Regions from separate parts of the Mus musculus genome. Here region 2 is linked to region 1. A link is a loop called in an ENCODE intact Hi-C map of the cell type or tissue named here. Cell type or tissue: left cerebral cortex. All regions are shown on one strand. Links, peaks and the distances in the headings refer to the core of each region. The heading gives the core; the rest is flanking DNA. Region 1 overlaps Marf1 (meiosis regulator and mRNA stability 1). Region 2 overlaps Ntan1 (N-terminal Asn amidase).

Region 1 (16,500 bases), core at 4,664-12,663:
TGGAAACATTAACTTTTCTCTTAGAGCAGGAACAGTAATCCTTCTAGCTACTTGTGATGTTATAAGAGCATCCCTCTTAATGGGATCTTCATACACACGGTGAAATCCAAGTCTACAGAATTCTGGAGTTGGTCCATGACTTGGTTACCCAGACAAGTATATTTGCACCACTATATATTAATGTGCCATGTTCAGGTCCTGAGCCATTTCTTCCTAAGGTCTGTATGCTGTGCTATATCCTTTCCAAATCTAGTCCAAGCAAGAACCCTGATGACCCAACTCAGCATAGTCCACCCACTCACTCTGACCAATCATTAGCAAAATTTCATTCGACTATCAGCACAAATTCACCTACCCTTTCATCTACTTCCGTCTACCCTTCCTGGTACTCTATACCAAATGGGGTTGGGTTCTCTTTCCTTCTATTATCACAGTTTTAAACAGTCATTTTGGCAAGCATTAAAAAACAAAAACAAAAACAAAACACCTGAATTGGGATATTCTTTAAGGAACTTACACAGACAATCATTCAATACTAGCACATGTAGACCTGTTGTTAACTACAAACCAAACTGCACTGGGAAAAAAGTGAATATTTAGGTCTAGAGAAATGGCTCATGAAGTTAAGAGCATTTGTTGCTCTTGTAGAGGACTTGAATTTGGCTCCCAGCACCCACATAGTGGCTCACAACCTTCCATTAACTACCATTCCAGGAGACCCAATGCCCTCTTCCCATCTCCTCAGCAACAAATGCACACATGGTGCATACACATACATGCAGGCAAAACAGTCATATATATAAATAAGATACATCTAAAATTTTAATGCATATTTAACTTTAATGAAATTGCCCACTGTCCTTTTCCTCCACATGTTCCACCCCAAACACCCTCTGAACTTGAAGGCTTTGTCTACTTCCTTCATCTTCCTCTAGTACCCAGTACCTGTTCGGAGCTGGAGTTCTGAGGCTAGATGGGATTCTGGCACCGCCAGGATCTGCCTGCTCACTGCAGGCTGGTCTTCATGATTGACAGAGAAAAGGTCAAATGAGCTTAGGCGGTCTAGAAGACAAGCGTGCCCATCAGAGAGAAAGGTCAGTGAGAGAATCACAAGAGGGGAGGGGAGGGGAGGGGAGGGGAGGGGAGGGGAGGGGAGGGGAGGGGAGGGGAGGGGAGGGGAGGGGAGGGGAGGGGAGGGGAGCTTACTTACTTTTCATGTCATTTTTTAACACTACAATTCTCTTATGACCATGTCCTTTTATCCAGACCACCTGCACACAAGACATACTCCTGGTTAAGCAGTGGAGAAAGAGAGGAAAGTACCCTAACATTCATGAGAGTGAGGACTCTTGTACCTGCTTCTCACATACCAGGGTCAGAACTCAACAAATGCCAAGAGCTTGCCTATGCTTTCTTTAGCTCCTAAAGCAACACTCCACTCCTTGAGCCAGGTCAGGGTGTAAGTAGGCCTAGGCTCCCAGGCATTCTTCCACTATTTCACCAGAGGCTGAGCACCTTCTGTTTCAAATGCTCGGACTCAAGAGGGTCTTGGATTTGGGAATATCTGCCTATACATAGTGAGGTACCTTGGGGGTCTAGGAGCACTTAAACTAGAAATCCAACTATATCTCATAAACATTGTATACACATAGCCTGAAGGCACTTTAAGTGAAAAGTGTTCTGACTGCAATCCATCACAGGAGGTCAGATATGGGCTGCCCAGTTTAGTTATCACGTTGCCTTCAGAAGGTTTTAGAATACTTTGGGTTTTAGAGTTTGTTTTAACTCAGCTCAACTCCTTTGCCAATACCTTCTGGAGCCTGGGCAGCAGTCAGGATCCTGCATAGCTTCTTTCCCCACTCCACTTCCCCTCAGCTCTTCTGTGGACAGCTGTAATGCTTTCCAAAGGTAAAGCTGGGCTCCTCCGACTCCTCCACAGTACAGGGAAGCTCATGCCTGGAGGAGCAAGGGCCTTGGAAGAACTCCCACTCTAGGCTCTAGCACTTGCACTTTTCACTTTTATTTTTCTGCAGCAATCTCCCAGAACAGTTTCATTGCCTCTCACAGCTGCTGGCTATTCTTCATCGTGCATGTCACATCACCTACCACGACAGCCTATGCCTTTCTGCTATACAGTAGCTCACAGACACCTGTGATACTGCCCCTCCAAGACTGCTATGCTCAGGAAGTGGGCCTTGCCTGGGCCATTCTCTATATCCACTGAGCACAGGGGTCACAGTTACGCAGTTCTGGCTACATTACACTCAGGGCATCTGCTTAGGTGTCCTGTCTGGTTAGGTGACCACTGACCACATTCCTACAAGGAAGGCCTGAAACTAACTTACTTGGCACACAGGAATAAAGGTTTATAAAAGTCACTGAGAAACACTAAAATCATTTATCTTATCTGGCAGCACTCGGGTGACACCTTACATCTCTGATCAGGAATCAGCAATGGCTTTTCAGGAAGACAACTTTCCCAGAAGCTGAGGAAAACACCTACCTGTGGGATGGCTCCCAGTAATTCCTCCACACTACTGTAGCCATAAGTTTTGGGCTGTAGTGTTTCTCCAACATATTTGTTATAGGCCATGGAAAATTCATGAAGAAAAATCTGCTGGTAGTGATAGGTATGAAGCAAAGACCTCACATTCTTTGCAAACAAGTACAGGCTTGTGAGCTTCACATACTCTTCTGCCTTATCGTTCGTACAAACCTGGCCCAGAAGAAAGGAAGATTAGGAACTTCCTGAGACTGGCCCTGTCTGCTTTGAAGTGAGGGCCTCCTGCCAAGAACACTCAAAGGCCCCAAATCACCTTGGCTTCTAAAAGCACTCTAAAAGGGGCTCATAGACTGGTCTCCCAGAGCCCTAGGAGAGGCTCATGTCAAGGCTCAACAACCCAGGCAATTTTGATTTCTCTGCAGGTGTAATACTGTTGAAGCTTGAAGAAACAAAAGTAGGGAACTTGTAATCCCAATGCAAGCAGACAGGAAAGGTGAGGGAAGCCAGATAGACACACACAGTGACTGTGGGTACTAGACCTCATCAGAGGTTATGTGAGACAGAAAATAGTGGTCATCCTTGCAAACACATACACAAATCCCCTATGTCTTTTGGTACCCAGCTTTTGAAACTGCATGTGAGGACCGCAAAAAAACTGGCAGTATAAAAATGTTTCTGAGGGCTAGAGATATGGCTCAGTAGTTAAGAGCACTAGCTGCTCTTCCAGAGTTCCAGAGTTCAATTCCCAGCAACCACATGGTGGCTTATAACTACCTATAAGGGATCTGAGGTCTTCTTCTGTCATGCAGGCATACATGCAGATAGAGCACTCACATGCATAAATAAATAAATCTTTAAAATAATGTTTCTGAATCCCAACCATCAAAAAACGACTTCAAGAGCCAAACTGATAATGAATCCAAGGTGTTTGCAGCAGCACTTCTCCACGGGGCATCACACACTCGGTGCCACACATGCTGTCATCCATGCAACTCCAACAAGTGCTGCCTAAATGATTTGCAGTTGAGGTATGCTATTAATAGCTGTGTTTTTCTGCTCATAGCAGTTTTCTGCTATTATTCAACTTTGAAAACAGTGAAGATGCTTTAGATCCTATATCTTCAGGATCTAGCTAAGATTCTTTTACATGAAAACAAACAAGAACATCCATCTCAATATGCAAAACACGATACCAGTTTGTAAATGGTAAAACTGCATGCATACCAATCAGTCATTTAAAAACAAATGTTCTCAAAACAAAACAAAACAAAACAAATGTTCTTATCATTTATCATCAAGTATTTGCTTTGTACACCTGCTTTACAGCGTTCTATCACGATGCTCAGAACTTGCATTTGGTAGGATGTAATTAACAGTTTTAAAGTGTCAGACTTGGGGCTGGGGTAAAGTTCGGCATAATTTAGAATATCATTTAGAAATCAAGAAGGACTTGATTTCTTTCAATTATTGACCTAGCACATGGTCACAAGATGACAGTTTAATCATTTATTCTCTACATGGCCAAATTTTATCTGCTGACATCTTCTGTAGATTCATTTTCTTTTAAGAGAGTATTATTTTATTCTTTTTTTTTTTTTCTAGACAGGGTTTCTCTGTTTAGCCCTGGCTGTCCTGGAACTCACTCTGTAGACCAGGCTAGCCTCGAATTCAGAAATCCACCTGCCTCTGCCTCCCAAGTGCTGGGATTAAAGGCGTACGCCACCACGCCCAGTTTAAGAGAGTATTATTAAGATTAAAATAAAAATAGGTGATGTGATAGGGCTTAGCTCAGTGAGTGGCAAGATGCTTGCTTGGCATGCATGAGGCCTGGGGTTTGAGTCCCAGCACAACAAACCAACAAAAGCAATTAAAAAAAAAAGTAAATTATACACATTGCTTTTCATGTTCTAAAGTGTTTTGTTTGGTTTTTATTAAAGCTGAAGTTGGGGCTGGAGGGCTGGTTCAGCAGCAAGAATAATTCCAGCTCTTGCAGGGGATCTAGATTTGGTTTCCAACACCCACATGGCAGTTCAAAACCATCTGCATCTCCAGTTCCAGAGTACACAAAACCTTTCTCCAACCTGCACAGGAACCAGTTATATGTACAATGTGCAAACAAACAAAACACTTATACACATAAAATTTAAAAAAAATCTTCATCTTTAAAAAGCCGCAGTTAACTATTTTTTCAGGATTAATGGAAATTTAACATTTTTTACATTGTGTGTGCATGTGTGTGTATATATATATATATATATATATATATATATATATATATATAAATATATATATATATATATATAAAACTTCAAATGCCTCAGCAAGTGTATAAAGTCCAGCCACTCCTGGAAATTGACCTCCACACACTTGCTACCATGTACTCGAACACACCACCACCGCAACCACCACCACCACTTAAAGAAAAGGGGGATAGAGAGATATAGCTCAGCAGGTTAAGAATACTTGCTGCTCTTGAAAAGAACACAGGTTCAATTCCCAGCACCTAAATGGTGGTGAACCACCATTAGTAACATAACTCCAGTTTCCTGAGCTCCAAAGCCTCCTTCTCAGTTCTGTGGGTACCAGGCATAATTTGATGCATATATATAAATGCAAATAAAACACTCATACACATAAAGTAAAATATCTAAGAGTAAGTAATAATACAATTTTTTTTTTTTTTTAAAAAAGGGAGACCATGAATTTGACAGAGATAGAGGAAGGGGTTGAGGGGAGGAAATGAAAGAAATGAAAGGGAGAAATATGATATTTTAATTCCAAAAGATAAAAACATTACTAAGAGAAAGAAAGAAAAATGTCCAGCCAGTCTTAAGACCTCTAGTACCCTTCCAGCTCTACATATACTATGGTAGACCTCACAGAACTCCAGGCTGAGACACTTCCGATAATGATGGGTCTGAAGACCCACTCACACACATACCTCTACTAAGTACGGCAGACTCTTCAGTAGCTCAGTCAGGGTCATGAATCCATATTCACAGGGGTTGAGAGGAGTGCTGTGAGTGGTTTCATAATGTCTCCTGAGCTCATCAACAGGAAGATAAGCATCCCCTTCCCAAGACATCAACAAGACCAGCAACTGAGCAGTGAGAGACCGCAGAGACTTCCTATTGATCAGCTGGATCTGTTTACCAGACTCCATATCAGCAACCTACAGAAAGGAGAATGCAAACCCAAACCCAATTCAGATCATCCATTCTAGCTACTGGGACCAACAGAGGCCCTTACACACAAGCGGCAGTGGGCTTCTTTGTGATAGCAGACAACACTTGGAATGAGACTGGAGCAGAAATTGTTTTTACCCTCCTTACAGTCCAAACTCCACCTACTCATCTCGAAGACATTTGGAGACACTGCCATGGTTCTCTCTTCTTCTGTGCTGTTTCCTCCTTCCTGCTTTTCCCCTAAGGCAGAGAGACAGCCGGCCAGCTGGCAGGTCTTGGCTAAGCTAGTGACCACAGGGAAAGCTGCATTTCTCTGATATCCCAGAGCCAATTTTAAAGATGGCCATTTTCATCTGCTATGCATCTAGTTGAACATTTCAGATTCTCAAGGAGACAAAGAACTTGGGGGAACCTTTGAAAGATCTATAACATCACCTGGGGAGCCTGTGAAAGATACATGGTACTGTCTGAGCACCAAATACCAAGAGCAGAGACAAGCACTTGGTGTTTGAGACCTCTTGCCTTCCTCAGGACCCGCCATGATCTTTAACTGCAGGCAGCAGACAGAGCTCTGTGCTCTCGCACTACCTGCCAGTACATCCAGTCTTGTCCCCGTACGCTTCTTGCCCAATGGCTTTGCCTTCTGTGAGGATCAAATGGCTCCCTGCCTACAGCCACATATGCTTGTCTCTTTAGGACTCTGGACTCAGTCCAGCATCAGCATCTCTTTACTTTCCAGGCATGCTCTGAACTGAGGTAGGAACATGGTAGCAGACTCTCACTCCTACAGTGGTAGTAGAGCTGTTCACATAGCCTGCTTTGAAAGTAGGGGAATGAGGGGACTGGAGATGGCTCGGCAGTTAAGACACTTGGTTTTCTTGCAGAGGACCCAGGTTCAGTTCCCAGCACTCATATAAGGAGGCACAACCACCTGTAACTCTGGTTCCAGGTGATCCAATGCTGCCCTCTGGATTCCACAGGCACTGCATTGATACTTATGCACACACAAACAAGCAGGCAAACACACATATACATATAAATATAAATCTTTAAAAAATAAATGAGAAAGCAGGCACTCAATCAGCAGACACGAGTCAAAAACATCTGAGTTACTATCTTAGAATCCTAGATGATTGCCAATGCTGCCTTTTTTCCCAACATAATATTTATATTAGTTCTTTGAGAATTTCATATTATACACCCAGATCACACTCACTTCCCAGTTCCTCCATGACCGCCCCCACTTTGTAACACCCCCTCTCCACATTCGATCTGTGTTACTTATCTACTCACTGGAGCATGACCAAACTCTCAGTGGCTCGCCTCTTAACTACAACTGAGTCTTTCCTTCCCCAAACCCCAACTAGAAGCCATCAATAGCCGAGAACTACACTTCTGCATCCTTAACATACTTTTAAAGAGTTGTCCTTAATGGCCTCCTGTTTTCAATGGCTGTTTCCTTTTTTGTCGTGGGGCTCGAAGTAGGGATAGCGGTTGTCACAGAAGCCTTCCATGTCCCTCTCTCTCATCTATGCATCTACAGTCACTGATACTACTGCTGAAGTACCTTCCTTGCTCTTTACAGTCAGTGGGAACATGAATCAGGGGCTTCCATAAGGTTTCTGGCATAGACCACAAACACAGACCCTAGCTTCAGTAGGACCATGAACCCAGAAAGGCCTTCAGAGGCAGTCCAAACCACAGACATCAACAAGACCTCAGGCTGCAGCATAGACAATGGACATCAGCATGGCTATGGCCTTTGGTAGTAACATGGGCCATAGATATCAACACAGACCCTGGCTGCAGTAGGGTACACCACGTCCAATTTATGCAGCACAGGGATGAAGCAATTGAGCGCTTAGTGTATGGTGAGGAAGCACTCAACCAAGGGAGCCACATCCTTCCCTAGTCCTGGCTTACAACCTTCCTATTTACCTAAGCCCACCCATACTGACATCTTGGCCAGTGGACACTGGGGAGACCTGGACCTGTCATACATATCATGGTTTTCAATCCCTCAACTTCTAATTGATTCCACTGCAGACACTTCTCCAGAGAGATCCATTCCAGGCTCTGTCTTTACCTACTTCTAAATTCTTCATTCATACACATCATAGGGTGTCTGGGGTAAACATGGAATGGAAGACAGAAGCAATTCATTGCTCAGCCCTTCTATTAGTAAGAAAAGGGCTAGAGAGATGGCTCATTGGTTAAGAATACTGGCTACTCTTCCAGAGGACCAGGGTTCAATTCCCAGCTTGGCAGATCACACCATTTTTAACTCCAGTCCCAGAGGATCCAATGCCCTCTTCTGGCTTTCATAGGCACTGCATACATGTGGTGCACAGACATACATGCAAGCAAAATACCCATATAAATAAAAATAAACAAATAAATATTCTTTGAAAACAGCTGATTCTGTTGGGCAGGACAAAGGCCTAGCTAACTGAGAGGTGGGTTTATCATAAGACAATGTCCTTTTCCTTTCCAGAATTTCCAACCCCCACCCACAAGCCAACATGAAGCCTGGCTGGGCCCGCGCATCTTTCAGAATCCTGATTTGGAAGGCCTAACTTTCCTTTTTCTTCTCTTCTGTCTTTTCTTTCAGATATGGCCAGAGCCTAAGCATATGTTCCCTGGTACTTTGGGCTTCCTTACATTTTCTGTAAAACTCCCTTCCCTGCCATGTGGCTGACCTCTGTGCTAGCTTCTCAAATGGCATGTCTTACCCCCACCCCCCTTTTCTCCATTCGATTCTCTTCAAGACACTGCAAGATTTACAGACTGCCAGTCTGGGGATTTTTTTCTTTAAAACTCTAATAAGCAACCTCCAGCTTCCACTTTGAGTCTATTCTTATTTTTGCCCATGAAACTGAGAATGCCAAAAAGAAACTCAAACTTCCCATTTCTCACATATCAATGCTGGCTCTGCCAGGACTCCTCAGGATTTCTGTTAACACTCCTTGCCTGCCTTTTAATTACATAAGAAAGGAGAGGATGGATCTGTTCCTGCCCCCTAGACAGAGCTACTGTCTTCAATTCCCCATCTTCTTTCAAGTCTCACATGATCCTTTCCTCCTGCTTCTGTTTCTCCCTAGCCTCAGTAGTGAGGACTGAATGCAGGGCTTTGCAAGCTGGGCAAACTTTCTACCACTGAGCTATAACTCTAGTCTTTTTATTTTTATTTTTAATTTTTTTAAGTTGGAGATAGGGTTTTGTTAAGTTGCTTAGGCTGGCCTTAAATTTCAAGTCTTCCTGCTTCAGCCTCCTTAGGTCCTGGGATTATAAGCCAGGCTTTTGTTACTCAGCTTTCTGTCTATCTTAGCACTAAGGGCCACAGGTTCACTGATATTGCTGTCAATAGTCTAAGTTCTTTTGCCCCTTACGTCCTTTCCATTGTGGCCATCTGGCCAGCTCCCACCATGTGCCCAGACATCAGCTTCTGAATCTACAGCACACTCATGGCACTCTATGGCACACTCATCCCTCCCATTCATCCCTGGCAAGCATCAGCTCCCCACGTGCACAGTGCTCTTCCACACCCGACTCCACAAGTCACACCTTCTCTGAGCTCTTCTAGCTTAAGCTCTGAGCCCTCTTTTCTTTAAACAGTTGCCTTAACTTGTGGAGGGTGTATCTTTTACTGTCTATTGTAATGCTAAGTGAGGGGCCACAAGACCTGGAGTCTGTACCATAGCCCCTGTGACAAGGTCCCCAGTTAATTGTGATTGGTAAATAAAGATGTCAATAGCTGGGCAGAACAGATATAGGTAGGGTTTAGGTTTCATGGGCTTGGAGAGAGAGGGCCAGGAGGAGGGAGAAGAAAGAGCAGTCATAGAATAGAAGAAGGATACGCAGGAGGGAGAAAGAGAGCTGCCATGTGTTATGGATGGACCTGGTGCTATTCTTGTGAACCAATCCCCTAGTGAAAAAAGGAGCTAATCACCGGGTGAGTAAGAGGGACTTACGGGTTGGACGGAGGAAGAGAGGAAGCAAGAGAGAGGTCTTTTAGGATGGGGATAGGGTGAGGACAAGATGTAGCTATGAGAGTCTCCCAGTTTCAATGGCAGATCTGTCAGGATTAGCCACCAAAGGATTTAGATTTAATAAGGCCTACAAGATTAGGATTTTACTGTCGTTTCTGAACTGAACTAAGTTTGTGTTGTGTTTTCCTTCACACAGAGGCTCAACTGGGTTCAAGAGAGAAAGGTACAGCAAAGCCTGAGTTTGCCTGAGGTGCCTCACAAAGGCCATGGGGGATTTGGAGCATGGGGCTGGTGTGGTAGAGACTCACCAGTGGGAACTTAGTGGGCTGGCTGGAGACATTCTGGAACTGAGTCAGAGTCTCCAAGAGATACAAACAGGTCTGTCACTGCCCGCCAGCGCATGGCCAGCGAGGCCGCTGGGGAGAGCGTTGCTGGCACAAGTGCAGGAACATGATGGTTCATTTTTTAATATTTCTCGCAACAGCCAAGGGCCAAGAGAGCGTGGCCTTGAGGGCTGCCCAACTGTAATTAAGAGCAGCCCAGATGAAACATGTTAAATAGTAAGTGATAACTTGGAGGGGTAAGCAGCTGCCCAGCTATTGTGCTGCCTAAGGCTATTTAAAAATATAAAGGCTGTGTATTTCATCTGGGAACATAAATGGTCTAAGAAACCCTGTGCCAGGATTTATAACTATTTTCTACTACATTAACCTTCCACTTAAAGATAACATAGCATTCTTTTCCTGGTGAACATTTAGCTCTTGGGGCAGATTTAGTTTTATCAGATCCCATCCAACAGCCCTAATTCCTGTGAAAGATTAAGGCAGCCCCTCCTTATGGTTCATCTCCCACCTCCTCATCACACTACCCTAGAAGTCCTTCTTGCCTGTGTCTGCTCACTTCTCAAGTCATTGTTCTTTGGAACTTTCAAACACATTTAACTGCAGTACCTGGACATCAAGCCAGCAGCTCATTGGTTCCCTTCATCCCATGTGATCAGCTGTGGCTCTCTCACTTCCCCTCACAAGCAAGCTAGCCAAAAGCTGTAGCAAATCCTGCTGCCACTTTCCCTTGACACTTCATTGTTCAGAGTCTTCTAAGTGCTGTTCTCAGCAGCAAGACAGTCACCTCCTGCTACCTAAGTCTTACGGAATGCTACTGGTCACTTCCTTCCCATCTCCTGTAATAGTTCCACCTCTACTCTGTCAGTAATAAGTATATAACCAGATTCCCTACGAGCCTCTGATTGATGATGCCACCACTTCCTGCTTCCCTTTCCAGTTTTTCCTCCTGGTAGTTTTTCCCTAGACTATAAATCTAAAGTGCCAAACCAAGCCACCTACTAGTACCTATTAAGGTTTCAATGACACACAGCTATAAAGCATCAGCAAGTCACACAGGGTACACACAACCAAAATGCTGCAGTATACACAACACCTCACACAGACCTGCCACAGCCTTGTCAGTGAAAGGACATTGGCTTACCTTTACAACATGGCAGAGCTTCTGTGTCAAAGCTGAGACTGAACTGACATCATAGTCTTGGAGACGAAATGTATAACCAAAAGTTTTAGCATATTCTGTAAACAGATCTGTCATCATAAGGCAGTTACCCTTTTGGGACCGCAGAAGCTTAACAAACTGGGCGGCTAGAGCTTTGAATCGCTCCACTTCAGTCAAAGTCAGGATTTTTTCTTCTCCACATTCCAACACCTTAGAAACACATAGGGCAGAAGGAGGGGTGGGGGTTTGAACACATAATTATAGGTAAAGTTAAGTGGCACGGAACACTACACATTGGTCACTTAAGATGGGAATGTGTTACGAAGTCACACTTCTACAAGAGCTCTTCCCTCAGCATTCAAATACACATGTAAGACATTCTTTTTCCTGGCAGTAAATTCTGTTATGTATGTTTTATAACAACAAAAAGTTTTAACACTTTTGGAATGAAGGATGTTAATAAAACTAATAACAAAAGTCCAGCCCTGCTTGGAAGAGCTTGGCATGAGTACTCCCACCCCACCTCCAAGGGTGTTTGGAAAGCACAATGCTGCTCAAAAAATACTGTTTAATATTTAAACCATCTCATCCTATTTCCAGTGATTATTCTAACACAAGCTGAAGACTATCTTTTTAAAGATTTATTTATTTATTTAATGTATGAGTACACTGTAGCTGTCTTCAGACACACCACAAAAGGGCATCAAATCCCATTACAGATGGTTGTGAGCCATCATGTGGCTGCTAGGAACTGAACTCAGGATCTCTGGAAGAGCAGTCAGCACTCTTAACCACTGAACCATCTTTCTAACCCTGAAGATTATTTTTGAGGTGGAGTCTTTGCTGGTTAACCCAGGCTGGCTTTAATCACAGAACTCCCCAGGCACCACCTCATAAATTCTGAGATTATAGAACAAATCGCACATTAACCTAATTTACTAACAGGTCAACAATACAGCTTTTTTGATGAGGTTATTTCAGACTCATAACTAGAAACAGTAACACCTCCCTTATACACTGCTCAAAAAAAACAAAAAAAACAAAAACAAAAAAACAAAAACAAAAACAGTTGAAGAATTAGAACCTCTTCACTTACTTGTAAAATCTCAGGTATGGCTTCCAAAAGTTCAAGCAGCTTGGTAAATCCATAGTATGCAAGTTTACACTGTCGGCCAAAGTGGTGGTGGTAAGAGGGAATGAACTTGTTGAAGGGCATTCTGAAATGGGGCTGGTGGCGCAGCAAGTCCACAACATCTTTGGAGAACTGCTTTGTCCTTTCTATTTCATCCTGAGTTCGTTCTTTAAAAAATAAAGCACCTTATAAGTCAGGCATCCACCCACTGTGGTCAGTACCAACCCTGCAGGAGCTCTGTCGGAGTCACAAGAGATCAGCTTTGTCTTCCCCAGCCACACAGCACACAATAAGTACATTTACTTCCAACTAGGTTCTTGGAGCCAGTGGTTCTCCTACAGGCTCAAGGCACAATCCTGGGAAACAAGGGTGCTATTGTGGGAGGTGTAAAATACACGTCATCACCTACAAGATAGGGACAATTTCTATACATCCTGTCTACTACACCTATGTGAACAAGACAGACACAGAAGTCTGGGTGCTTCAAGCAATAAGATGTTATTTTTGTAAAATCACACTTCTGAGCATTCATGTGTTTGCTTATTCATTTGATCTCCAGTTAAAAGTTATCAGCAGAAAGGAGTTACTAGGCATCAAAACTGTAACAAAACAAAAAAGTACTTAAATACTGATCTTCACATCTGTTCATTTTAAATTGATTAAAAAAGGATACTACTAGTTTTAACTCCGGAAGCTTGTGACCTCAGGGACACAGAGACCCTCTCTCTGGCATTAAAGGGTATCTCCCAGACTTGACTGAACTACAACTGGAAAGACAAATGCCACATTCCTCTGTGTTTGTTTTCTTCTAAAATATGCATGGTGAAATAATTCTCAGAGCTAAATTGGATTCTCCATCAGATAACGGGCACTAGAAACATGCACATAGCTGGGAAGCATTTAACAAAACCCTGGTTAGAGCTTCTCCCCTTTGAGTAGATTCTTTGCCTGCCTGCCTGCCTGCCTTCTCTTCCCTCGAGACAGGGTTTCTCTGTATAGCTTTGGCTGTCCTGGAACTCACTCTGTAGACCAGGCTGGCCTTGAACTCACAGAGATCAGCCTGCCTCTGCCTCCCAAGTGCTGAGATTAAAGGTGCCCCACTAACCAGTGTGTTCTTACAGGGCACATGGCTTCCCTTCTTCCAGAGAACACAGGTAATGTTACAAACTACACTTTCAAAGGAACCATTAAGAGCTATGGAAAGAGAAAAGAAAGTGCACCCCCCCTCCACACACACACATACACAATTAAAATAACTCTTCCATTTAAAAGTAAACACTGACTAGACTCATGCCCACAATCCCAACACTTAGGAGACTGAGGTCAGAGTACTACTGCAAGCCTGAGCTATACAGTGAAGTCAGGTCTCAAAAGTACAAACAATAGCACCACTGAGGTAGACAACATCCCTCCATATACCTCTTTTTCGGATACAAATGACCATGTCGTCATCTTGTTGGGACAAGCAAATAGTTGTGTCTGGGATCTCTGATATTATATCAATCAAGTCACAAACACCATATTCCGTGACATCCCAGTCCTTTGAGAAACACCTATGTTTTAACATGGGAAATGGGCAAAGAATGAGTAAAATCACTGCCACAGTAACAAGCTTTACAAAAGACTGCTTTTCTTTTTTAAAGTATCCCATCAACTCACCAATGATAAGCCTGTGAAAAGTCTCTCACGATGACCTGCTTGCTGGCCTGGGACTTAAGAAGTTTTAGTAAATCCTGAGTAAAGCGCTTCACCTGGGCCCTGTGAGTAAGGGTCATCAGACGCTTGGAGCCCATACCAAGAATCTGAAAATGAAATGTTCTAATTACTTATACTATGAAAACCTCAAAAGATACGTTCTTGTGTCAACCTTGTCTCTGTCTTTCTTGCTCTTGTTAATCTCAAGCTATCTCCCTCAAATATAATGCCCACAATTTGAAATGGACACAATTCAGTATGTACAGTTAAAAAGAACAATGACACAACTGTCTGGGGCCAAGATCATTTGTTTGCTTATTTCAAAGTGCCATTATCTCAAAAGATCATGAGCACAAAGAGGAAGTGCACATGTCCAGTCTAGATGACTAATTTCATCTCTAAAAGACAGATTAAGTTTTTCAGGCCTTTTTAACAAGTAGGAAATTATTAAAACACTGTCTTCAGGGAAGTTATAGGCAGTCTAGATAGGATACAATAAACCCTAATCAAGTGACTAATGTCCAACTCATGAAAGGTAGAGCACTTAACACCCTGGTAGGTACCAACTTGTAAGTGCATTATGCTCATAGCAACCCCCTGCAATAATGAGCATACTAGAGAACACTGCTGGAAAGCAAGTGTTAGCCCCTAGAGACTAGAAGGAAAATGCACACAGGCCTCTAAGGAATTCTTTTAGGTTGGAAATTTGTAGTTTCTTGAACACCTGAGAGGGTTCCTGCATTTTGAAGCAAGCTCTTACAGGAAGTTTAGCTCAGAATGTCTGAGTATTTGGCTGTGGCAGCTGAGGTCACAGAAGAACACTCGTTTCTTTAAACAAGCAACCTCTTGTACCCTTTACCTGCAACACATGAGGCACAGCTTCTAGGAGTTCAATCAGCTTGGAATAACCATAGTCTGAAACCCTGCACTGCTTTCCAAAGTGGTGATGGTATGAAGGGATGAAATTGCTGACGGGTAGTATACACGATGGCTGGGTCTTCAGTAAATCAATGACCTCTCTGCTGAACTGAATCAGCTGGGGATTTCTCACAGGACTTTTAGAACGAAGAAGCCAAGGGTCTAGAAAAGAAAAACAAAAACAAAAACAAAAAAAACAAAACAAAACACCATGAGGCCTTAGGCATGGGTTCACTGGCTCAAAGGCTTTTTTGTGTTCTTAGCTCAGGATCACTGTGCAGAGGCAAGCAGCAGTTTCAAGTTTCAGCTTCTACGCACAGGCACCACAGAACCACACGACCAGACCCTCCCACTTACCACAGAGAGGCAAACCATTTGCCCTAATTCTCAAAAAGAAAAAAAAAACAACAAAATCCCCACAAAGCACTCTAGGGTGATGGTAGAAGTGAAGACGAACAAGGACTTTCCAGACTACACTGGCTGTATTTCAAAGATCCATTTGTAACTTGCTCATCATATTTCCCCACAGACACAGTGCAGATAAGCACTAGGAAGGTAGCCCACGAGAATGGAATTAACCAACAGTAGAGCTGAAATTTTACCCGGAAAGCTATGGGAAACCGTCACTTGAACAGGACAGGAAACTGAGGAAGAACCAGATCTATCCACCTACCTCATTATAGCCCCAGCAGGACTGGGCCAGCCTATGAAGACTACATTCACAGCAATATTCCTGTCGGTCTCTTCAATGCTATAACAGGTCTGCTCCATCAGGTTTTTAAAAAGTGCTTACACAAGAAAAAAAGCTTATCTGGAAAAGGGTGTTGCAGAGATGGCTCAGCAGTAAGAACACAGGCTGCTGTTCTTCCAGAGAACCCAGGTTCAATTCCCAGCACCCACATGACAGCTCACAATTGTCTGTAAGTCCAGTTTCAGAGTTTCTAACACCCTCACACAGACATACATGCAGGGAAAACACCAATGAACATAAATACAAATAAATTATTTTTTTAAAAAAGCCTAAATAGAGCGAGTATAGCGGCAAATGTCCTTAAATTAATCTCAGCATTGAGGCAGAGGAGGCTGAAGCAAGAGGATTATGAATTTATGACAAGCCTTGGTTATATAAGACACTACTTCCAATAAAAAAAAAAAAGAAGATGAAACTTTATCGAGAAGTTGAGGGGATTTGTGGACTCAGCACAGAGAGAGGCTGAGTCTCCCGTGGAGTCTGCCCCGAGCAGCCTAAGACTGAGAGAGGAGGACAAGGTTTAGGAAGGAGCTTCTGTCCAGGCCTCCCCCAGAGCTGCTGACTCAGGCCAGGCTTCCAGTTACTCTTCTACCTTTAAACAGAAGTGCAAGCCGAAGAAGGAAGACACATTAGAGTCAAAGAAAAGGACGAGTGTCTGTGTTTGTGTGCGTGTGTGTTTGTGTGCGTGTGTACACTCATGAACATGGGAGCTGGCTCTCTCCTCCCACCATGTGTATCCTGGTGTTCAAACTTAAGATTTTTAGGCTTCATGGTGGGTGTCTTTATTCTCTGAGCCAGCATGCTGGCCCAATTTTGGTATCTTC
Region 2 (16,500 bases), core at 2,936-10,935, 290 kb before region 1:
TAATTCAGTACAGTAGCCCCTAGCGATGTGGGGCTGCTAATACAAAAACTTAACTGAGCACACGTGGAGAGGCCCGTAAGCATTAGCAGTCAGTATGCTGAGATAGGCCATTTGGGGATTACACAGTATGTTCCAGGGTAGACAGCAGTCAGAAACTTAGGGCTTGGCACTCATGAGTGGCACTCACTGTGTGTTGACTTCTGCTGGTTTTTTTTTAGAGTTTTCTGTGCTGTGCTGGGGATGGAGCCCAGGGCCTCCCACTCCACACCCCTGCCACTAAGCCACACCCAAACTTCCTGCTATTAATTTGGTACATAGCCCACGATTCACTGTGGAGCAGGTACTTTCACATTTAAAGAAAAGCGCCCGCCTTTAATCCCGGCACTCAGGAGGCAGAGGCAGGTGGATTTCTGAGTTTGAGGCCAGCCTGGTCTACAGAATGAGTTCCAGGACAGCCAGGGCTACACAGAGAAACCCTGTGAAAAACCAAAAGAAAAAAAAAAAGAAAAAAAAAAGAAAAAAAAGAAAAGTGCCATTGGAAGGGAAAGATGAACATAGCAGAAGGGTAAGAGGTGTGGGCTGGTCCTCAGAGTTGCAGATAAGAATTCTTCTTTTCTCACTGGCCACACACAATGCCTATTTCTTAAGCTATACTGGCAGAAGAAGTGAAAGGAATATTTTATAACAGTAAATTACATGAATTCAAATTTCCATGTCACCTGTCACTTTTTTTGTTTTTGTTTTTGTTTTTGTTTTTGGAGACAGGGTTTCTCTGTGTGCTCCTGGCTATCCTGGAACTCACTCTATAGACCAGGCTGGCCTCGAACTCAGAAATCTGCCTGCCTCTGCCTCCTGAGTGCTGGGATTAAAGGCGTGGGCCACCACGCCCGGTACCTGTCACATTTTATTAGAATACAACCACATCCATCGCTCTGGCTCTTTCACTGCGTAACTAGAGACCCTTAACCTTTAGGCTTTTCTTCTTTCTTTTCTTTTTTCTTTTTCTTTTCTTTTTTTTTTTTTTTTAAGATTTATTTATTCGGACATGCCAGAGGAGGGCATTAGATCCTATTACATATGATTGTGAGCCACCATGTGGTTGCTGGGAATTGAACTCAGGACCTCTGGAAGAAGAGCCAACCTTTAGGCTTTTCATCTAGTCATTCTGACAGAAACGTTTGCTGACCTCAAACATAAAAAGCAGTGTTGGGCTGGAGAGGTGGCTCAGCGGTTAAGAGCACTGACTGCTCTTCCAGAGGTCCTGAGTTCAATTCCCAGCAACCACATGGTGGCTCACAACCGTCAGTAATGAGATCTGATGCCCTCTTCTGGTGTGTCTGAGGAGAGCAATGGTACTCATATACATAGACAAAATACATCTTTAAAAAAAAAGCAGTGCCTTTCAGTAGGTCACTGGGAAAGGAAGGGACTGAGACACTTGAGTGCACATGGATTAAATACAAAGAAACATGAGACCCTGTGGCGAGTGGGCCACAGCTACTTTAGGAAGAATGGGACAAAGCCTGGCTCAGTGGATGACATGCTTGCGGGCAAGCACAGGGACCTGAGTTTGGATCCCAGCACCCACGCAAAAGGCTTCAGAGTGCTTATGGAATCCCAGTGCCAAGGGGTGGAGCATGGATCCGGGTGCTGGGTGACCGGCCAGTCTAGCCAAAACTGTGAGCCCCAGGGTCAGTGAGAGATTTGGTTTCAAAACACTAAGGCAGGGCAGTCAGGATGGCTACATGGTAAATGCTTGCTGTCAAGCCCAATGACCACGATTGGTGTCTGGAACATACATGCTAGAGAAAGCTAATATCTAAGGGTTGCCCTCTGGGCTCCATGTACAAGCCATGTATGTGGTACCTCACACATGTGTATGTGTATGCACACACAAAGGAAAACAGAAATAAGAGACAAAGTAATAGAGGAAGGCATATGATACTGATCTCTGGCTTCCAGGAGCACATATATGTACACCTCAGATGTGTGTACCTCTCATATGCACACCTCTCACTCATGCACACCTCTCACTCATGCACACCTCTCACTCATGCACGCCTCTCACTCATGCACGCCTCTCACTCATGCACGCCTCTCACTCATGCACGCCCCTCACTCATGCACGCCTCTCACTCATGCACGCCTCTCACTCATGCACGCCTCTCACTCATGCACGCCTCTCACTCATGCACGCCTCTCACTCATGCACGCCTCTCACTCATGCACGCCTCTCACTCATGCACGCCTCTCACTCATGCACGCCTCTCACTCATGCACGCCTCTCACTCATGCACGCCTCTCACACATGCACGCCTCTCACACATGCACGCCTCTCACTCATGCACGCCTCTCACTCATGCACGCCTCTCACTCATGCACGCCTCTCACACATGCACGCCTCTCACACATGCACGCCTCTCACTCATGCACGCCTCTCACTCATGCACGCCTCTCACTCATGCACGCCTCTCACTCATGCACGCCTCTCACTCATGCACGCCTCTCACTCATGCACGCCTCTCACTCATGCACGCCTCTCACTCATGCACGCCTCTCACACATATACACCTTACTCATGCACACATACCTCTCACTCATGCACACCTCTCACACATGCACACCTCTCACATGCACACTTCTCACTCATGCATGTCCACCATACATCTGCAGATCTCCCTTTTTCTCCTGCACACAAATGTGCTGAAGTGAGGCCTCATTTAGAAACAGCTTTTATCAAGTGGGAAGAGAGTGTGCTAGCCAGTGTTCTGTGGCATGACCATGTCTGGTCACACTGCTTTCCTTTCTTGTGTTAGTCTTGAATGCTAACTTGTTCTCACGTTACTTCCTGGTGGTGAGCCAGTTGTACATGAGTGGTAAGAATCTGTCTTATTAACCCCTCCCAAAGGAGGTGAGGACAGGGATGGGGACGTGGGAACTCATGTGTCACTGAGCTGGGGTGTGATGGAATGTGAGACAGCCACATTTACCCTGGCTTGTACAATAACCACACTGTCTCACCAGTTGGAGGTTATGTGGTTTAGTTGTAGTTTCTTTTGCGTTCCTGTGCCCCACCCCAACCTTGCTGGAGACTGACTTCTGAGCCCACAACCTCCTAGTTCAGTTCTCATGTCCTAGCATCTGAAACATGGGTACTCATTAAAGGAAGACAGTGCTTAATTAGTTAGACTGGTCATTAAGTTCATCCGGTAGTTTTGGGTTTTATTAAGTAATTAGACACAAACTTGCACCAGGCATGAGAAATGGTAGAGGTGAGTGCAGGACTGACGCAGGATACTGACACAGGAGGAGACTTGCTTATTGCACGGTGGAGAGTAGAATTCATGTCAGTAGTGTGTCACCTCCCCCCACACAAGTATGTGCCCAGGCTGGCCTCTGCCTCCTGAGTGTTGGGATGACGGTGTTTCCTACCATGACTGGCCTCTTCTGCATTAAAGCCAGCCTCAGTCTCGCTGTGTTGTAATTTCCATAAGCATGAACCACCACTCCTGGCTCAGATTTTCTTACACTTGTAAAATGGTGATGCACACCTATAATCACAGCACTCAAGAGGTAGGAGGACAGAATGGACAGGGTAAGGGCGGCCTGAACTACTGAATTACTGTGGAGAGAGGGGGAGGGGGAGGGAGGAGTAGGCAGACACAGAGAGAGACAGACACAGAGAGACAGACAGACAGAGACAGCAAAATTAAGGTTAAGTCTCAAACTCTTGAACTCGGTGAAGGATTGGCCCCTCTCCTGGGTACTGGGATCTGTGTCACATGTTGTTTAGTCAGAAGGAATGTTGCTACTGCCTTTCCGCATCAGCCTTCTGTTGCCAGTGCAGCCCAGTTCAGACATGCGGCCTGTCTCCCACTTCTGAGTACACACTGGCTCTCTCCACCTCTCTAGATCTTTAAGCCTCACTAATTCACACCACTATTTTATTCTGTTTCAATTAAACAGGAAAGAGCCAGACTTCTCAGAGGTCAGTCTGTTCAACAAGTGGGACCCCAGGGCCTTCTGTATGTTCAGCAAAGAGAGCTTGCAGTGACCTCCCCAAAGGATGGTAGGTTAGGAAGCAGTGCATTGGGCCGTATCCCAAAGCTACTGGGTATTTCATGTTATTTCTTTTTTAAACAGGCTCCATCTCCATTCTGGGTTCTGATGATGCTACCACTTGTCACATTGTAGTCCTGAGACATACAGGTATGATGACAGAGATGAAGGAGACTATTGTTAAGCCATCCCAACCACATGGAACCACTGACTTTCTCATTTGAGTTTCCTAGTAAAATTTGAAGCCAAATCTTTCTTGTCTGCATAGCGTCTCCCTGGTGCCCTGGTCAGATGGGTTGGCTGGGCAGCATGGAGTCTTTCAGTTTTCTTACAGGGTGCCTAAAGATGAGGTGGTCTACATGTCTCATTTGCCAGAATATAAAGAATAACTCCTTTTACCCTTGTTTTCCAGGAAATGGGGCAACCTGCCTGACACATTGTGATGGATCTGACACCAAAGCTGAAGTCCCCTTGATAATGAGCTCCATAAAATCCTTCTCTGAACATGCTGAGTGTGGAAGGTCAGTGCCATGCTGTTGCTGTATGGACACTGTGGAGGATGCCCTGTGCTTGTACACCATGAGCATGGCTGGTGTCTACACTGACTGCCTGGGTGGGTGGAATAGATGGGTGGGTGGCTGGGTGGGTGGATGGAAGAATAAAAGGATGGATGGGTAGATAGATGAATGGATGGATGGTTAGACAGGAGGAACAAGCCAGCACTGGACTTTTTGTTGGACAGGGCTTACTATGTAGTCTGGCCTTGAACTCATGATCCTCTCGCCCTGGCCTCCATAGTGACAGGATTATATGTTGGGCTTCTGTGCTCAATTTTAAACTGAGTTTGGCTTTGAACTTGTGTTATGTTGGGATCTTTGCATCTCAAGTATTAATGTGTTGTGGCCTATTCAAGGGGTATTTCTGTGGGAGCCACTTGTCCTTGGGGCCAAGAACTTCCTGTTCAGTGTAGGCTCAGTGTTCATACTCTACATAAAGCAGGCAGGTGAGTAAATGTGTAGGAAGGACTAAAGAGGCAGCAGGGTCAGCTGAGCATGACAGTGCTACACACCTCAGCAGGCCAACAATTTGAGCAAGGGTGTAGGGTAAGAACCAGCCCGGACTAACTGTCCCTCAGCATTTCATCCTTACCCTGTGACACATGGCCATTTACCAAAGCCACACAGCTAGTTAAGTTCTGGCCTGTGACCCACTTGCTCACATAACTGGTCCACTTGCTCTGTTATTACGCTTGGCTCTTATTTTCTTGGTAGCTTTGAAGGAACTAGTACAGTCATACACAGGTACTTAGGGTCTTGAGGGCACTATTGGTCAGCTTTATAGTGCAATAAGTAAATTAAAAAATGGGGAGAGGTATGATAGCACACCTTTAATTTCAGTATTGGGAGACAGAGGCAGGAGGATGTCTTAGTTTGAGGCTAGCCTTAAAATATAAACCAAGTTTAAACTTTGTATATGTATATATATGCTAGAAATTGAATTCTGGGCCTTGCATATGCTAACTGTGTTGGCGCTGAGCCCTTTTTAAAACTCAAACCTTGTGGCTGGGTCTGTGCCATAGGCTGGCAAGCTTCACGGGCTTTTTGACTTGTGTGGTTCTAAAATTGCCTTTTCCTTTTGCTTTGGCCCAGGCTAGCCACAAGGGTTCTCAGAACATAACTGTCTGGTCTGTTTGCAGACAATGTCTAGTTATTGTGGATATCGAGGCTAGCCTGGTAGGAGCCGTGGCAAAGCCATGGTAGCCACAGCCCAGATGCTCTTTGGTAGAGGTACTGAGAAATTCTAGCGTATTCCATGTGGGAGGCCAGGTGACACTGCACTGAGGACCCTGGGTGACAGATTTGTTACTAGCCTTGGCAACATCCCATGGCGCCCTATCATGCCCACAAGTAGTTTCATCATGTGTTGTGAGAAGCCTGTTGTATCTGTTCATGGGAGCCACTAACTATCACCTTCAAACCAGCACAGTCAAGTCTTGTCCTAACTCTGACCACTGTACCTCTCTTGGCAGGCTGGAAGTACATCTTGTGGGAGGCTTCAGTGATGACAGGCAGCTGTCACAGAAACTTACTCATCAGCTTCTCAGTAAGTTCACCCCCACTACAGTTACAAACTGTCAAGATGCTCTTTTAAAACAGGAGTTAATGAATTCTTAGGGAGCACATACTCTGAGCTGTATAGAAACAATTACTCTTCTGGCAGGAGCGGTCTTTGTAATCTTGAGAAAATGAAAACAGCCGGGCGTGGTGGCACACGCCTTTAATCCCAGCACTCGGGAGGCAGAGGCAGGCGGATTTCTGAGTTCGAGGCCAGCCTGGTCTACAAGTGAGTTCCAGGACAGCCAGGGCTACACAGAGAAACCCTGTCTCGAAAAACCAAAAAAAAAAAAAAAAAAAAAAAAGAGAGAGAGAGAGAGAATGAAAACAGCAATGATAGCCTTTTTTGTTAGATCAGTACAAGAGAAGACACGGTTATGTTTCGGTTGTGTAATAGATATTCACTAGTGCTACACACATACCTTGGAGCAGCCTGCCATCGAGGAACCTGGCATTGTGGCTCAAGCCTTTGAAAGGTTCACTCCCCTTCTTAGAATCCATTCTAAGAAAATCATCTAAAGTGTGCACAGAGAGAGGCTGGCAGGATGGCTCAGTGGGTAAGGTACTTCCCACCAAGCCTGACAGTTGATCTTTGGAAGAAACTTGACTCCTGTAAATTGACCTCTGACCTTCTTACATGCTTCACAGCGAGTACACACAAGTAAGAAAATGTAAAAAACCAAACATTTGCTCAGAGATTCTGACGCACAGATGAACAATATGATCGTTCTGACAACAGGGAACACCCAGTGTCCTGAGAAGGGTCACAAATCTCCTAGGAGCTGTGACCTACTGTGCCAGGCGTGGAGTCCATGCTTGCAGCCCAATGCTTGGGAGGGAAGTGAGTGAGGCAGAGGGTTGTTTATTCCTGAACAGCCTGAGCTACACAGTGAGACCAACAAAAAACAGTTGAAAGCTTGCTATGGTAGAACACCTCTTTAACCTTAGCGCTCGGGGAGGCTGAGGCAGGTGGATCTGAGTTTCAGGTTGGCCTGGTTGATGTATTTACTAAGTTCAGGGCAGCCAGGGATATGTAGTGAGACCCTGTGTCAAATATACCTTATTAAGAAGTTTTAATTGCATGGGTGGGGGTTGGAGTGGGGTGGGCTGGGGTGGGAAGGGAACCTGTGTCTAACAAAAGCAACTAGAATATAAAACTATATGATGTGTCTGGTGTATTGTTGTCTCTGTTATGAGCTTAGCTGAGCACAGAAATTGAAGGGTAACCTACAGTGGGGTGATGGGCACTCAGAACCTACTCACTTTTGTTCTCTTGTCCAAAAACATTCACAAAATTTTTGCTCTGGGGACTGGAATGATGGCTCAGTGGTTAAGAGCACTGGTTGTTCTTCCAGAGGACCCAGGTTCAATTCCCAATACCAACACGGCAGCTCACAGCTGTCTATAACTCCAGTTCCAATACCGGTGGTTCCGGAACCACTACGCACATGGAACACATACATCACAGGCAAACTCTTATACACATAAAGACAATTCTTTTGCTCTAACAGACTCAAAAAAGTCAGTCTCCCCGTAGAACGCCCCCTTGTGGGCACTGGTACCTGAGCCCAGGCCTTCTGTCAGAGTAGAGTAAGTGCTTTAACCCCTGAGCCACGTCTCCAGCCCCGTTAGTTAGACGGAACAGACTCCACTTTCTTTTCTTTTTCATTTAAGTGCATGTGAGCATTAGGTCACATGTGTACCGTATAGCTTGAGCATGGAGGTGAGGTCAACTTGGGGGAGTGGGTCCATATACGGAACAGAGATTGCAAGAGCCTTTACATATTTCGCCTTCTTGCTGGCCTAACCTCTACTCTCACCTAGCCCCTTTTGAGACAGGATTTTATGCAGCACAGACTGGACTTGAAATTGAATTGTGGCACCATGCCTTGAGCATGCTAGGAATTACTGTGTCAGTTGAGGACCCTGCCCAGGACCCTACTAGAACGTTTTCATGATATATATATATATATTAACCACACTCACATATCCCTGTTAACTTGAGCACTTTTTTGACATCAATTGTAGGTGAATTTGACAAACAGGATGATGACATTCACTTAGTGACATTATGTGTAACAGGTAAGTTCTGCTACATTTCCCAAAGGGGTATAAGGGCTCAGGAAGTTTTTGTCTGTAATTTTTTTACTTTAATATTTATTTTTTTATGTGAGTACACTGTTGATGGATTCAGATCCCATTACAGATGGTTTCAAGCCACCGTGTGGTTGCTGGGAATTGAACTCAGGACCTTTGGAAGAGCAGTCAGTGCTCTTAACCGCCATCACCTATTGGATGCCTTGTGCCCACTACTCCTTATCACTAGGCAGACGTCTTGCCACCGGGTCCTACCCAACTGACCTGGATGTTCATGCTGCTTCTGCAGAGGCACGCTGTCTGGTTTCTCTGTTCCTGGGCGGGCTGGGCTGGCCAGTGCCCCCTGGGGCTCTGCACTGACTGAGCTTCTCCTCTATGAGGAACAACTGCTTAGTGCTTCTACTTCCCTTTGTTTCTTAGAGTTAAATGACCGTGAAGAAAATGAAAATCACTTTCCAATCATTTATGGCATCGGTAAGTAGCGTTTGTATCCGAGGGTTATATGGTGTGCATGTGGGCATAGCAGACTGTGTTAGGTTAAAGGTCTGTTGGTGAGTTTGGAAACCCTGGGCAAGAGGCCAACCTTGACTAACCTTTTAGCTGTGAGGTTGTTAATGCCAGTGTACAGCACAGGCTATGCACCCCACACTCATTCCTGTAGCACAGTGTCACATGTCACAGTGTCACACTGCCTCACTGGAGGGGAGGGGTCTGGCGTTTTTCCCCCCTAGCCAGTGCTCATGGGGAAGGTGTGAGGTATTTGGATCTCTATATATTCTGGGAATGAAGTAAGGAAGCCCAGGGTCCTCCTCTCTTCAGTTCTGAGGCTAGCAAATTGCAAAGGGCTTCTGGTGTATCCTTGTTTAGCTAGCTGGGTGGTGAGCACACAGGCACTTCTTATTTTATTCTCTGTCACTTTGCAGCCTCACAAGTGTCTGTGGTCGCAGCAGAGTTCTGAAACCACATGCCGCAAGGGTCCAGAGCAGGTCTGGGGCTGTTCTTCTCTCTGTGCTGGTTCAGAGGTTGTCAGCACCTCAGACTTCCTTCAGCTCCCGTTCCTTTCTGTTTCTGCTTCTTATGTGGAGTGCTAGAAATGTGAAGTCTGATTTGGATCTTTGTCGATTTAAAGTCACTCCCTTGTCCCTTGCAGCTGTCAACATTAAAACTGCAGAGATTTACAGAGCTTCCTTTCAAGATCGTGGTCCAGAGGAGCAACTGCGTGCTGCAAGAGCTTTAGCAGGAGGCCCAGTGAGTGGGAGCCTATTTTTGTGGGATAAAGAGGGAACCCCAAGAGCCTCAAGTTTTTAGACCCGAGAAAAGCTATGGCCACCTCCTTACCCAGCCCACTTCCTCAAGAGTTAAGAGGTTCGCCCTGCAGTGGCGGCACACGCCTTTAATCCAAGCACTTGGGAGGCAGAGGTAGGCGGATTTCTGAGTAGAGGCCAGCCTGGTCTACAGAGTGAGTTCCAGGACAGCCATGGCTACACAGAGAAACCCTGTCTCGAAAAACCAAAAAAAAAAAAAAAAAAAAAAAAGGTTCTAAGTGAGTTTAGGTTCTAAGTGCCAGACACTAGTTCTCTCCTTGGAAGATAGAAGAGACAGTAACAGCCTGCCTGGGACGTCTTCCCATAGAGAGGATGGCAGGGACGGAAGTGACCAAGGAGTAGTAGTTTAGTGAGTCACTTAGTCAGTTTTAAAGTCTAACTTCCTTAGGGCACTATATTTTTCCTTGTTTTTAGTAGTGCTAAGGATGGATTCAAGATGCTCCTCACATATGCTGGGTAAGTGCTCTGTCACCGAGCACTTTTAGCCTAGGCCCTTTTATCTTTAGATAAGAGCTTGTTATGTAAGAGCTTCAACATTTCCCAGGCTGGGATTACACAAGTGTACAACTGTGTCTTGGTCTCTAGGATGCTTAATATTCATCCCATCGGAAGAATTGGTAGAAGCTAGAAGAATTTACAATGTACAGAATGAGCCTGGCACACAGTTTTAATCTAAACACTCAGGAGATATACAGGTGGATTGCTGTGAGGTAGAGGCCAGCCTGGGATGTCAAGGCAAACACGATCCTATGTAACATGTAAACATGTTATGCTATGTAGGCATGATCTGTAGCACTGACATGAGAAGCTGGGTGTGCTGTGCATGCTTCCAGTCCTCGTACTGGGGAAGAGACAGGCTGACGATTGAGGTTTCTAGTCTTGCTGAATATGTAGTTTCCGCTTCAGTGGGAGGTCCTGTCTTGTCTTAAACAACTGAAGACACAGGGCACAGGTGCCTGGTCTCAAGTATGTGCCAGCAACGCAGGCCCCAGCAAGCTCCAAGTCTGCTTGTTTGTGTAGTGCTAACAACATCTCAGGAAAATGTTCAGAGACAGACATTTGTTTTGCCAGTCTTTTAATAATTTTCAGGAGTCCTAATCTTGTCTTTAAAAACTTTGCATTTGACTTGGTTTTGCTATGTAGCCTAGGGTGTCTTGGAACTGTGGCAAAGGATTCTTTTTGTTATTTAGTTAATAATTAGAATATTGAGTACTCTTTTCAAAACTGAAAATTCCCACTGGCATGATTTGGGAATTCAAGGAATGGCCAATCAGCTTCCACAGAGCTGGTAGTGATGGTATGCACACCTGTGATCCCACATTCGGGAGTTGAGACCAGCCCCAAGGTATGTGAGACCTACTGCAGCACAGAAAACCAGGGGAGGTATGGTGGTGCACACTTTTTTTTTTTTTTTTTTTGGTTTTTCCGAGATAGGGTTTCTCTGTGTAGCCCTGGCTGTCCTCGAACTCAGAAATCCGCCTGCCTCTGCCTCCCAAGTGCTGGGATTAAAGGTGTGTGCCACCACGCCCGGCTTGGCGGTGCACACTTTTAAAGCAGGAAGATCCCAAAGTTTAAAGGCCAGCCTGGTCTACCACAGTCAGTCCCTGTCTCAAAAACAAGACAGACAAACAGCAACAAAAGCAAAAGACCCAGACCTTTCTTTTATTCCTTTTGTGAGACAAGGCCTCACTGTCATCCAGGCTGTCCTGGAACCCACAGTGCTCTTCTCTGGGTCAGCCTCAGCCTCCTGAGTGTTTGATGGCAGGTATGAGCTGTCTGTCTTGGGCACTGTGAACTCTTTTATGTGACATGATGACTACTTGCTTGGGGTGGTAATAAGGAGCTGTGGTATTCTGTGTAACCATGAGGAATTCAGGCTTTAGTCAGACCTACCTGGCTCTGAGGCCCTGCTGCTGCTCACTGGACATGTGACCTGAGACCTCTCACCATCAGCTTCCCCTTGAGAGGACAGCATGTTGTCTTCTTGTAGGCTTGCCATCAAAAGTAAACACAGCAGTGCACAGGGAAGCATTTGGTGGTGGCAGCCTTGTTGTTACGGGAGGTCAATGTGCGCAGCTTATCAGCTAAGGGGACAGACAACCTTGGAACTAGCCTATAGCAGTGGTAGGGCAGTGTCCTTACAGCTTGTCATGGAAATGGTTCTTTTAGATGATTAGCATTTATGATGCAAAGACAGAACAACTCCGAATAGGCCCGTGTTCCTGGACGCCATTCCCACAAGTGGATTTCTGGTTGCAGCAAGATGACAAGCAAATCCTAGAGGTGAGAGTTTACAGGTCGGCTAAACCTTAAGTCTCTGCACCCTGGTTCCCATCTGTAAGAAAAAAAGGTTAGACCAGCTAAGGCTGCTTCTCCTCAATGGGTGAGAGTGACTATCTGTTGCCACTGGCAGTGTCTCTTTCCTTTACGGCAGTGGGGGATTAGTGACATCCTGGCAGCTGTTTATACAGGTGAAGCAGTAAGCAATGTAGTGTGTGTTTCCCCAGATGTACAGACACCACACTGAAACTAGCCCAGTAAATGTGTACGCAGCCCAAGGCTACTCTGATGTTGAATGAGAGGTCAGCCTGGTCCTCTCACATCCACCATCTTGTCTTTTCAGAGCCTTTCCACGTCTCCTCTGGCCGAGCCCCCCCACTTTGTTGAACATATTAGATCTACCTTGATGTTTTTAAAAAAATTCCCATCTCCAGAGAATATACTCTTTCCTGGAAATAAAGCTCTCCTCTACAAAAAAAATAAAGATGGCTTGTGGGAAAAGATCTCCTCTCCAGGGAGCTAACATCAGCTCAGAGTTTACTGAAGAATTCATCTTCACCTGATAAAGATGGTTGCTGGTTTGGAATCTACACCTGCACACTTTTACTTCTTCCGTCCTTCCTGTCTTTCAAAATAAAATCTTATTTTGGCAAAGGCAATTTGTTTAGATGACTTTTTACGGCAACAAAAAGTCCACATTCCCTCAGCAGTGAGGGAGAGAAGCAAGACCACTGGCTTCATTGGCAGGGCCTTCACAGACAAGTTGGTCGGGAAAACTCCTTATTCAAAAGTTACTTTTAGCCGAGGGCTTGTCTGCTTCAGCCTTACCGTGCTGCACAGCTGACGACACTGACTCGTCATGGCGGCTTTCTGTCCCAAATAAACACAAGCACAGTGCACACTGGGCACCAACTTAAAAGCATTACCAGTGTTTAAAAATACACTTAAATATGGTCAGGAAGAGATCTTAAGAGTTAATTACTCTATTAACAGGTGAGTCCTTACATTTGTTTACAGAGTGTAAGGAGAAAAGGTGCAGCAAGGGGCAGTCCTAGCCACAGCTCATGTGGACAGTCCTTACTTAGGCTCCCGGAGAAGCAGCAGTGGGGACAGAGGCAGAGGAGCTCCTGATGCCAACCAGTGAGGCAGGCACCTACCACAACTCGGCTGACCTACAGAGCTACTACGACAGACGGAGGAGAACCTGGAGAGTCACTGTATGCAGCTTCATCACGATTAGCTTCAGAGCCATGAGAGCAGTGTTTCAAGTGGCAGGTGCTTGAAGGCCACGGTTCTCAGTACAAAATGTGTGGTACAGGAAGAAAGGGTATGCCTATGTTGGACAGGCCAAAATAGTCAATTGTCATTTGTTCTACTTACAGATAAAATAATTAATTGCCCCCTAGAAAGCCCGCTTTTCTGACATGTGTCTGTGCAAAACTCCCAGTTTAGCACAAACAACAAAAGTTTTTATCATATTAACATGTGGCATAGTTCACGTCTTCCATAGAACTTCACCTTCCCTGAAACGACAGTTAGTACAGCCTCCAGCCCAGCACTACTGAGCTTATCTTAAGCGCTCCAGTTCCTCTACCTGTGAATGGTCATCTTCCTGATGCTGGGCCTGGTTCTGCAGGGCCTCAGTCTGTCTGGCCGTGAGATCAGTGGCCCTGGGAGGCTGCTCAGGGCTGTGGGCCTCTAGGTTGTCATGCTCTAGCCCACTGGACAGCTGTTCCACCTTTTCCAGGTCTTCAATGTGGCTGACTGAGCTGGTCTCACTCACAGCATCCGAGCCTCTCAGGGACCTTTTAAAAGGCTTCTGACCTAGGGACATGAGACGGACTATCCTGAAACTGGTAGTATATGCAAAGGCTCTGTGGTCCTGATGGTCACTGATTTTTGCAGAAATGCTGGAATTGTGGCTTAGAAGCATCTCAGAGGTGAGGTGGGAACTAAAGAAGATTGTGACACTAAAATGCTCCCCAGGTCAGAGATTCTATGGTGACCCTAATGGGAGTGAGCACTTCGATTAAATCAATGCTTGCCTTTGGAGTACCATGGAGGCACTTCTATGGGAATATATCATGGGTGCATGTTTCAGTGTGGGGAATGGAATTTTGGATTAAAGAAAACAAAGGCACATAAGGGAACAAGAGAGGAATCTCAACAGCATGCGGAGTTCATTCCCTAAGTGGAAAAGAACTAGTTTTCTTCTATTAATGATGGTGAAATGTGGAGATGTTTAACCCACCTGGAAGCCTCTGTTTGCTTCGAGTGCCTAGGGGTGTGGGAGGTGGTGTCACCCCAGTACCTTGTACTTTGTGGACATAGGTGTATTCTGTGGACTCCAGAGAGCCTGTAAGAAAAACAAAGGAGTGGGCAAAAGCTCCTGGCATAAGCATCCTGAGATGTCACTTGCCCTCAATTGGCTTTGTGTCCTAGCCAGGTCTATAGCCATTTGGCTCCCCACTAACTTTGACTGGAGTAAACCTAGCCTGTAGCTGCTCACATCTCTCCCCAGCCTCCAGTCCTGGGGTGCTCAGTCAGTGTGTGCAGTGTGCCGGGACCCACCTTCAGCTGGGAAATGCACTTTAGCATCAAAGAGCACATGTTCCTGCTAATGGCTGATGTCTGACAGATAAAGCATTACTTGTTTATGGTCTTTTGAGACAAAGTCTCACATAACCCTGACTGGCCTCCTGAATGCCAGGATTATATTCTTGTGCCACCATACTATGAAAATCTGACGCTATCTTTGGCTACTGTGAGAATCCAGACATTATTTTCTGGAAAAGGACCAAAGGAAGGAACATCAAATTTTGGGTGCTTTTTTTTTTTTGTAGAATAGGAAAGGCATCACAGTTTTTAATCTTCCAGAAGGTTGGTAATACTGCTAGTCACTGGTTTTTAAAAAAAAAAAAAAAATCCAGTGCTGTGTGCTATAAACGTTAGGTTCCCCTTTCAGAAGGAGCCCTGTCCTGCACAGAGTACTCAGCAGGGCTGTAGGGAACCAACAGTCCTTATGCCAGTGTCTACAGTGTGCTGCTCCCAGACCTGGCCAACTGGACATCCATGTCCATGTTCCAAGGAAGAGCAATGCACATGGGATCAAGTGTCTACTTGCTTTCTTACTGTTTCAGCAGGGACTGGGGAAGATGACATGGCAGCATGAGCAGTCTGCTGCATTTCAGACTCGTGGCAGAGAATCCAGGGATGTACAAAAGCATGAAGGTACTAGAAGCTAAAGGCATCTGGTCAAACTCTGAAATAACAGATCTAGGCATAGACCAGTGAGACATCCTACCTGCTGTTAAGTTAAAACTTCTTCCCTTCTGTGAAGCCTGGACTGGAGAAAACCAATTCAGCACGGATCCTACTACAGGGATTTGCCGCAACACTCCCTGCAAAATATAACCCTCATTCAGGATCGCCCATGGAGCCCTTGTTCAGGACCACCTGGTGAGCCTCTTCCCCAGGACGCCAGCCTGGAGAGCCCCAGCAGGAACCTACCTCTTCCAGAAGCCGCTCCTCATTTGCCTTCTGTAGCTGAACCTGTGCCTCCTGAATTCCCTTCCGAACAACTTCTGTCATGTTCTCTAGAAGCTATAAAACCAAGACAGATACTGTTTGTCTAAGCTTCTTGCCCAGGGCCTACAATTATTTACATAGTCAACAGCATTGGTGACACTTTCCCAGAGGTCTGTCAATATGTTAGAATTCTGCACTGAAGTACATGAGCAGAAGTTAACATAGAAAATTAAACAGAAAATGATGAAAGCTCATGCAGATCAAAGCACATATAACCTGTTGTCCGGCCTCATTTGCCAAACCAGAGAAATAACTACTTACATTCATAATGTAACTAGCACAGTTTAATGCTGAGACAAAGTCACACTAGCCACTAGCCAAGCCTGGGAAAAGCCCAGAGTCTAAACATCTAACTAATAGCAAATGCAGTCAGCTCCTTGGCCTTCTCAAAACTCCTCATCCCTTCCTTACCCCAAAGTGAACTGCAGCATGCTCATTCGTGTGTCTGCTCTCAGACAGGGCTTGGTTGGAGCCTGTCCTCTAGCCCTGTAGGCTAGTCTTCCTTGCCACCCGACACACTTGTGCTGTTTGTCCTTAGGACCAGCTCCTTTTAGTTAGGAAGACTCGCCTCAGGATACTGCAGCGGTGAGCAAGTTCCCAAAAGCTCAGCTATCCTGAGCCACAGTACTTGCTCACACTGCTGGCTCTTTCCCCACATTGTCTGGTGAGGTCACTGGGGGCAGGCAGCAACTGTGAAAAGGCCTCCTAGCATTCCCAATGCCTGGCATAACCCCTAGATCACAGGTCTTAGCATAGGACCAACATTTGGGAAAGAAAGAAATGAACATACAGTCCCACGTGTCCCATTGCAAAACTCAGGAAAGACATGAAACTCTGATTAGTCTTACAGACCCTTGAGTTCTCCTCAATTTCCCGGGCTGTGACTGCAATGGTCTCCACTAGCTCAGAAACGTCCACATCATCACTTGCCATGCCAATGTAAATGCAGCTCTTCATGCTTTTGTACTCAGGGCCTGAGGGAAGAAACATGCAAGGCTAGCTCCTAAGTCCTCAGAGCAGATGGAGGCCCAGACTGT

The links. A loop is a pair of places that touch in the nucleus more often than their neighbours do. Peaks named below come from ENCODE experiments on the same cell type or tissue, not always from the same donor. Only the 100,000 strongest peaks of a DNase experiment are listed, where the experiment ranks them.
Region 2: a loop joins it to region 1, with 2.3 times the contacts of the local background. A loop is called at or near these places in 2 of 42 quality-filtered maps.

The regions. Positions count from the first base shown.
Region 1 is chr16:14,114,780-14,131,279 of GRCm38, forward strand. It overlaps Marf1 (meiosis regulator and mRNA stability 1), which reads right to left. Exons shown (of 27, transcript NM_001081154.2): 17 at 14,867-15,087; 18 at 13,972-14,114; 19 at 13,732-13,865; 20 at 12,277-12,479; 21 at 11,163-11,390; 22 at 5,445-5,675; 23 at 2,504-2,716; 24 at 1,211-1,271; 25 at 946-1,062. Among named protein-coding and RNA genes, the nearest start is that of Marf1, 36 kb to the right of the region's middle. In left cerebral cortex, for the core only: a CTCF peak has its summit at 8,009 (motif pointing left); DNase peaks (open chromatin) are centred at 5,811, 6,404, 6,953, 8,613 and 2 more places; H3K27ac peaks cover 459 bases.
Region 2 is chr16:13,822,917-13,839,416 of GRCm38, forward strand. Ntan1 (N-terminal Asn amidase) reads left to right here. Exons shown (of 10, transcript NM_010946.4): 2 at 3,967-4,069; 3 at 4,144-4,209; 4 at 4,472-4,580; 5 at 6,089-6,162; 6 at 8,202-8,255; 7 at 8,691-8,744; 8 at 9,421-9,518; 9 at 11,765-11,878; 10 at 12,219-12,534. The coding sequence ends at 12,398. Pdxdc1 (pyridoxal-dependent decarboxylase domain containing 1) reads right to left here. Exons shown (of 23, transcript NM_053181.3): 19 at 16,316-16,437; 20 at 15,386-15,478; 21 at 15,180-15,276; 22 at 14,127-14,231; 23 at 12,784-13,699. The coding sequence ends at 13,443. Among named protein-coding and RNA genes, the nearest start is that of Ntan1, 12 kb to the left of the region's middle. In left cerebral cortex, for the core only: a CTCF peak has its summit at 7,728 (motif pointing left); a DNase peak (open chromatin) is centred at 5,656; H3K27ac peaks cover 644 bases.